2 separate regions of the Mus musculus genome follow, and region 2 is linked to region 1. The links are chromatin contacts, found by Hi-C or POLR2A ChIA-PET in ENCODE. All regions are on one chromosome and are shown on one strand. Each heading gives the region's core, a stretch centred on a gene start or an enhancer-like site at or near the end of the contact. The rest is flanking DNA. Distances are from core to core; before and after follow the strand shown. Region 1 holds the start of Ndufb1 (NADH:ubiquinone oxidoreductase subunit B1). Region 2 holds the start of Dicer1 (dicer 1, ribonuclease type III).

Evidence for each region. A loop is a pair of places that touch in the nucleus more often than their neighbours do. ChIA-PET counts read pairs that join two places held with the same protein, here RNA polymerase II (POLR2A).
Region 2: a loop to region 1 is called in a map of T-helper 2 cell, with 7 times the contacts of the local background. The contact joins the promoter of Dicer1 here to the promoter of Ndufb1 in region 1. A Hi-C loop is called at or near these places in 1 of 37 maps with a recorded cell type or tissue (T-helper 2 cell). POLR2A ChIA-PET finds 5 or more read pairs at or near these places in 1 of 5 experiments (Patski).

What each region holds. Positions count from the first base shown.
Region 1 is chr12:101,974,103-101,977,637 of GRCm38, forward strand. It overlaps Ndufb1 (NADH:ubiquinone oxidoreductase subunit B1), which reads right to left and starts at 1,636. Exons shown (of 3, transcript NM_001378525.1): 1 at 1,558-1,636. Cpsf2 (cleavage and polyadenylation specific factor 2) reads left to right here and starts at 1,872. Exons shown (of 15, transcript NM_016856.3): 1 at 1,872-2,032.
Region 2 is chr12:104,750,526-104,754,180 of GRCm38, forward strand. It overlaps Dicer1 (dicer 1, ribonuclease type III), which reads right to left and starts at 1,427. Exons shown (of 27, transcript NM_148948.2): 1 at 1,223-1,427.

The sequences.
Region 1 (3,535 bases), core at 386-2,885:
TTTTAATTTTATTTTTTGGTTTTTCGAGACAGGATTTCTCTGTATAGCCCTGGCTGTCCTGGAACTCACTTTGTAGACCAGGCTGGCCTCGAACTCAGAAATCCGCCTGCCTCTGCCTCCCGAGTGCTGGGATTAAAGGCGTGTGCCACCATGCCCGGCTTGGTCATTTATTTTTTTAATATTAAAGTGATCCAATTTTTTTTTTTTTTTTGGGCAAGCTTTTAACAAGAACTGAATCTTTTGTTTGTTTGTTTTGTATTTGTTTTTTGAGACAGTCTTACTGTGAAGCTCTGGCTTACTATCCCTCTGCCTCATCCTCAAAAGTAGTTGGAGTTACAGATGTAGGCCACATGGACGAGGCGTTTCTGCGTCATAGCTAATTCATATACTCCTCACCACAGACTGCAGATTTAAGTAACCATGTCTCAAGATTGGGGCTTTTTTTTTTTTTCAGATGAAGAAATCCAAATTTAGTTGTGGCAAAGTAACTTGCTTTAAGTATAGGGTAAAGAGTCAGGATTAGCATAGTCCCCAGACAATCTGTATCCTGATCAGGCTTAAGCTCTTTTGTTCTACTCTCTCTCCTGTGTACGGAGGTAAACAGTTAAATAACTCCTCCTCTCTTTTCTTCTTTGCAGAGCCTCTCTCTCTCTCTCTCTCTCTCTCTCTCTCTCTCTCTCTCTCTCTCTCCATGTGTGTGTGTGTGAGACTTTTTAAAAACAAAAAACAACTAACCCCACATCCCACATATTTCTTAATATTTTTCTCTAACACAAGGTATTTCCCTTAAATACCACCTGCCTCTGCTTTCCAAGTGCTGGGATTAAAGTTTCTTTCCCTTTTCAAGAATAACAGACACTGCTGTGAGTCTTATTTTGCTGAGTCTTCTATCTGGATTCATGCTGGAAACATGTAGACTTTTTTTGTTGTTTTGTTTTTCAAGACAGGGGTTCTCTTTAAAGCCCTGGCTGCCCTGGAACTCACTCTGTAGACCAGCCTGGCCTTGAACTCAGAAATCCACCTGCCTCTGCTTTCCAAGTGCTGGGATTAAAGGCATGCGCCACCACCACTGCAGGCACATGTAGACTTTTTAAGAGATAATACCTTGTGTTGGACTGGACCCCACAGTTCTTTATAATTATTACAAAGTGTCACCTAAGATATGGAATGGATGGAGCAAAACCGAAACCGTTGAGATCATAACACGGACTGGAAACCAAGCAGAAAGCCTTGTTTTTAAAAGGCAAATGGCTACGTGCGGGTTTCACAATCAGGAGAGTTGGACGAGGAGACAGACGCCTGGGCGACCGCGCCCCGCTTCTGGATAGGAGCTGCATTCCCTATTGTGGGCTCAAGAGTCGGATCCTTGAGAACCCTTCCGAGTCCCCCGAGAGCCAGGCCATCAGATCGTCCCCAGAGCAGTCTTTGTAAAAGGCGTGGGGCGGGCAGCGCGCAGGGGTCACCGAAGGCGACCCTGTTTCCCCTCCATGCGAGCGTTCCCCAGAACCCTCCCGCCCGCATCACCACCACGGGTGGCGCCGGGGTCCCCAGACCCACCTTCAGCCTGGTGACAAGGCGACCAAGGACAGCCGCAGGGAGCTAGGCCACTGGCGCCGGCGGAAGCCGTGACCTAAGGAGCTGCCACTCGCCGCGCCAGCCCTGATGAGAGGGGGTGGCGTCGGCAAACCGGCGCTTCTCTCTCCCTTCTCACGCGCGAATCCCGTACATCTTAAGCTGTGAATGATCGCGACACGTTTTGAATAAGACGTGGATCCAGGCTGACAAGGTTTGCGAGCTTTTGCGCTGTCCTCTTCCCTGACCCGGTTCGTCACCACCCCTACAGATGGTGTCGCCCGGGTCGTCCCCGCCTCAGCCGCTCTGCTCAGGCCCAAGATGGCGGCCACCACACAGGGGCTCCTGCCGGCTGCTCTCCGCCGCTGAGCGCGCGCTAGCTCTGCTCGCTCTCCGACCTGCGTTCCACTAGGGGTTGGGAAGGGCGGCGGACGGTGCCGGGGGGAGATTGGCCTGGCAGGTGAGGACGGGAGACGGAAAGGAGCCTTCGGGTTGGGAGGAGGCCCTCAAGGGGATGGGTTCCCGCGTCGGCCCGGTGTCGCCCGGACGCGCTCCCGCGGTTTCGGTTGTGACAGTCTCCGTGGTTCCTGGAACAAGCGTTCCGCAAGGGGGAAGAGAAGTGACTTTTCCCCGGGCTGAAACCTCGGGGTGTTGGGGCGCGCCTATGCTTCCTCCTTGCCCTCCCTCCTGTCTAGTTCCTCTGAGCTTTCATCAGCTGGAGCTAAAAGTTAATCCGCGTCCAGCCTGGGCTCTTTCCCCTTGTACCGCCGTACTCCCCAAGCCTCCCCATCTCTGCCTTTCCCATCTTGGGCTCAGAGAACACGAGGCCAGCAGGTGCCTTCGTAGCTCCTTAATTCCAAAGACCCTTGAGAGGCTCATGCCACGCCTTGATAGAATTAACTTCTCTCGGCGCTACCACAATCACCACGTTTCCCAAGATCCCATTCCTAGTTTCCTTGCTTACGTACTTTTCAGGAAACCAGAAGTCAGGCCATATCCAGCCCCAGTACTCTGGCCCCTGTGACAAGGAGAACTTAAGCATCATCTATGCCTACTTTTCTACCCTTTAATTTTACGATTCCTTTGCCCCTTTCAAAGCCTTTCTTTACCTGAACGATTAAAGAGAGACTTCTCCCACTGTGAGCCCCAGGACTAGTCCAGATCCGTCTTTGCGTATTTCTCATTAGTTGACCTCAGCGTGAACGATCATTCTTGAGAAAGCAAGTATCTGGTATATATTCGAGATGAAGCAGAGGTAGTCGAAGTCACTGCCCTGGGGGAATTCCCGATATGGTGGGTTCAGTGCGTTCAGCACATTTATTTCTATTGCTTCGAGCACTGTGCTTGGTTTGGGAGATGCAAAGATGATCGCTTTTGGACACAATCATCATCCCTTGGCAAACACTCCTCCTGCCTCCTTTGTGCTAAGTAATGAAGCTTTACCTGGGGACAATGAAAAGCTTGCACCTGAGCCAGATCAAGAGGAATTTGCTAAGCCTGGGAGAACAAAGTTATTCCTGGGTGCAGAAGAGGGATTAAAAACTTGAGAAGGCTGAGCACTGTTGGGGAGATTTTTAACAAATCAAAAACTGGAAGAGTGGTTGGTGCAGACTGAAGGTGCAGATTAGGTCGGCTTGTGAGTGGTCTTGGAGCTTGTCTTGCATTTAGTCAGCAGGAAGCTGGTGCACACTTGGCAGGGAGTGGGCAGGAGGTATTTATGTCTTAGGATGATCTGGCATATAAGGCTATGCAGGACCAACCTGAGATAAGAAAACTAGATGCAGTGTCAGCCATTCAGGTAAGGCAACAAGAACCTTCGCTGAGGCAGGAGAAGAACCACCTGAAGAAATGAAGCAAATGCCACCTACATAGGGTTCCACCTGTGACTGCCAGTTTACTGGTAGTGGGTGAATGGTTTTTAGTCTGCGAAACTTGATGGTTGGTAATACCATTGAAATCGGTC
Region 2 (3,655 bases), core at 177-2,676, 2.8 Mb after region 1:
GGAGCCACGTGTAAATTCACAAACTTAGGCTACTACATTGATCACTAAAAGCAGCCCTTGGTGCTGACAGTTCTATAAAATACACTCCAGTCATGATATTGTGCACTGTTTATATTACACACTGCATGTTTCACAGGTAGCCTGAAAAGTGAAACAGATTATTCCAGAACTCAGTCCCCAAAGATATCAAAAAGATATTTCCAAAAACACCCAAACTACTGCTTGCTACAAGCCTCACCCAGTATTCACCTTTCGGTTACATTTCAGGTCCTTGGTTACCATGAAAATTTTTGCCTAGAAAACTTAAAATGTTTATACCAATGAATTTCCAACTCAGCGATCCTACTTTACAACAGGTTTGAAAAACATATCTCAAGTTGCTTAACTCTTGAACTGCATCCTTTCCTACTGACTTACAGTGAGGTTCCTCAGAAAACTAACAATCAAAGATTCAGAAACTCAGGAGCGAACTCCCAAGTAAGTCTCTTTCACCCGATGACGTCTTTCAACACTTGATCACCATAATACTTAGGGCATCATATATCGGTAACTAACCCTTTAATCACAAGTCTACTCATAAAAGCAAGGACTATTACAGATCATAGACTCCCAGTCATCCATTTGGGCAAGTCTTCAGGACACTGGCTCTGTCCTGAAGGCAAAGTCACAAGGGCAGCTCATCTCTGCTAGGCAATCCACACCAATTTGGTGTGCTGGCTGGAGATGCACACAGATTTGGCTGAACGAAAGCCCCTTAAGCAAAGACCCTTCTTCGCAAGGTCCAGACGACCTAAAAGGGGAGGGGCACAAAACATGGCCTGGGCCACCCACCCCCTAGGGCCAGCCTTGGTCACCTGCCAATAAACACACAACAGTCCTTCCCAGGGCTCCAGCCCGCACCTCGCTGAGGCCTTGTCCCCCTCCAGATCCTCGGAGGCATCCAGGGGTCCCGCGCCATTTGGCAGGCCCGGGTCGCTCCCGAGACGCCGGCCCGCGTGGATACCTCCTGTCTTCTCCCGGGCTTCGAACGCGGAACGGGACCTGTCAAAGGCCGCTCCTCCTAAGGCGGGGGTGCGGAGAGGCCCGCGTGGACAGTTCTCTGCCCGGGCTCGGCGTCGCGGCCTGCTCCCGGCGCCCGCGCGGGCCTCGCGCAAGAGGCGGGCCGGGCATCGCCGTCCCCCGGGCCCGGACACAAAGCGGCCCAGCAGGGAGCCCGCCTCACCTGCAGCACTGGGCGCCGCGGGCCTTCCAGAACCATCGGACCCCGCTCCGGCGCGCGCGTCACAGCCCAGGCCTCCCGGTGCCGCCCGGCGCCGCCGCCGCCGCCGCCATTTCCTGCCGCTCGCCGTCGTCTCGTTCCCGCTGTCAGGTTACTCCATTCACCTGGGCCCGGAGCCGCCCGCGCCGCACCGCGCCGCGCCCCGACCCCTCCCGCCCGCGCCTGCGGAGACTGCGCAGCGCCCTGCTCGCCCGCAGCCCGCGCTCGGCCCGCGGCGACGGCGCACAGCGGCTTGGAGAATCCCACCGGCGTCGCGCCGCCGCTCCGCGCCCCCTCGCTCGCTCGCCCCGCGGCCGCATGAAAGCCGTCCTGTGATTGGACGGAGCGCGGAGGTGAAAGGTTAACCCCGGCCCCCCAGCCACTCAGAAGCCGGGAGACAGCAGACTCGGGCCGAGGCCGCGTCGGAGGCCCAATGCGAAGACCGAGCTCTGCAACGCAGTCAGCCAGCCTGCCGGCCGGCCGGAATCCTGAACGCGCCGCTGGGGCTACGCAGTCCCAGCTCCCGGCTCCTTTCCCTTCCTGATGATGGCACACATCGCCCCCATCCGCAAGCCCCGCTGCACCGCTCTTTTGGTCCAAAGAACTGATCTCTTTGGGCAGCCCTCAAAACCAACTTGAATAACCAGAAAATGCCCGCGGCGTGCAAACTTGGTTTTATAAGGCTGAGCTTTCTGCTGCGTCTTCTTGCTGAGATCAGAGGAGTAAAGAGACCGACTTAAAGAAAACCATCTTAGTGTAGGACCCTCCCCCACCTCCGTGTAGGCATCTTGGAAAAAGACTCCGGAATAGACTGGTACTCCAGGTGAGGGATGGACGCTTCTAGCCCCGGGCTTCTCTCAGCCACTGGAAGCGCTTACCTGTCCGTCTGAACTATGTCCAACAGTCCCACGTAGTGGTTGTTACCTCTCCAAATTAAGGCTAATCTTTAATAAGTGCAAGTGATTTGTTTATTTGAATAAATACTAGTGTCATTTGTTTCAATTTTTTTATTACTGTTATTTCGAAAGTAGGTCTCACTATGTAGACCAGGCTGTCCTCAAACTCCGCCTGCCTCTGCCTCTCAATTTTTGGGTTTAAACGTGTGTGCCACGCCGGGCGTGGTGGGGCACGCCTTTAATCCCAACACTTGGGAGGTAGAGGCAGGCGGATTTCTGGGTCCGAGACCAGCTTGGTCTACAGAGTGAATTCCAGGACAGCCAGGGCTATTACACAGAGAAACCCTGTCTCGGGAAAAAAAAAAGATATTTTTTTAAAGACTAACTCCTTGTCCATTAGCAGATGTTTCTGATTTCTTTACCTTTAACTTGGAGGCAATATGGTCCATTTGTTTTGTTTTGTTTTGTTTTGTTTTGTTTTTCGACACAATGTTTCTCTGTATAGCTCTGGCTGTCCTGGAACTTGCTCTGTACACCAAATTGGCCTTGAACTCATAAAGATCCAACTGCCTCTGCCTCCCAAGCACTGGGATTAAAGGCGTGCACCACATCCTCGGCTGTCTTTCAAAAAAAAAAATGGATTTGGACTATCCCAGCATGAGGAGGAGGAGGTTACCATAGCAAAATCACAGATCAAGGCCAGCCTGAGCTACATGCCAAAGCCCTGGCACATACATATATGATATATATACTATATTTGTATCATGTATATGATGTATGTATTATATATGATATCTATCATATATATGTATCATGCTAGATATTATGTATAATGTATATGTACCATCCAATGTATAATATAATTAATATGTACTATATAATGTATATGGTATATGTGATATATACCATATCATACATATATGTGATATATATGCATGTATATATGATATATATCCATATCCACAAAAGCTCACGTTTACATATGCAGTTGGACAGTGTCCTGCTCTCAAGAACATTAACTAACAGAAACACAGCTGCAGAAGAGACTCCTCCCACATGATTCACTCAACCCACACGAGTTGCCCCTGGAAAGACCCTCCCTCACCAACCAATAACACATCAAAATGCACCAATTTCTTCCCCACAATTCAGTCTTCCAGTCCTAATATATATTTATCCCTACCCCCCCCTTGGGACTAATCTTTCAGAAATATGAATTCAGGACTACTGGTCAGTGACCTCGGAGTCCAGCGCATGCTCACAAGTGCTTTATCCTGCTCAGTCAGGGCGGGGGGGGGGGGGTGGTTAGAGTTGACTCAATAATCTTTGATCTTTCAGAATTCTGGATTTTTCCACTTGAGATGTATTATTCAGGATTATGATAAGCAGCAATGAAAGATAAACAGTCCAAAGTTAAAAAAAAAAAAGAAAGTCTCTTCTACACCTGCGCTTGTGCCCCAACAGCAAACCATTGTTTCTTGTTCGTTCTTCAAACTTGCCT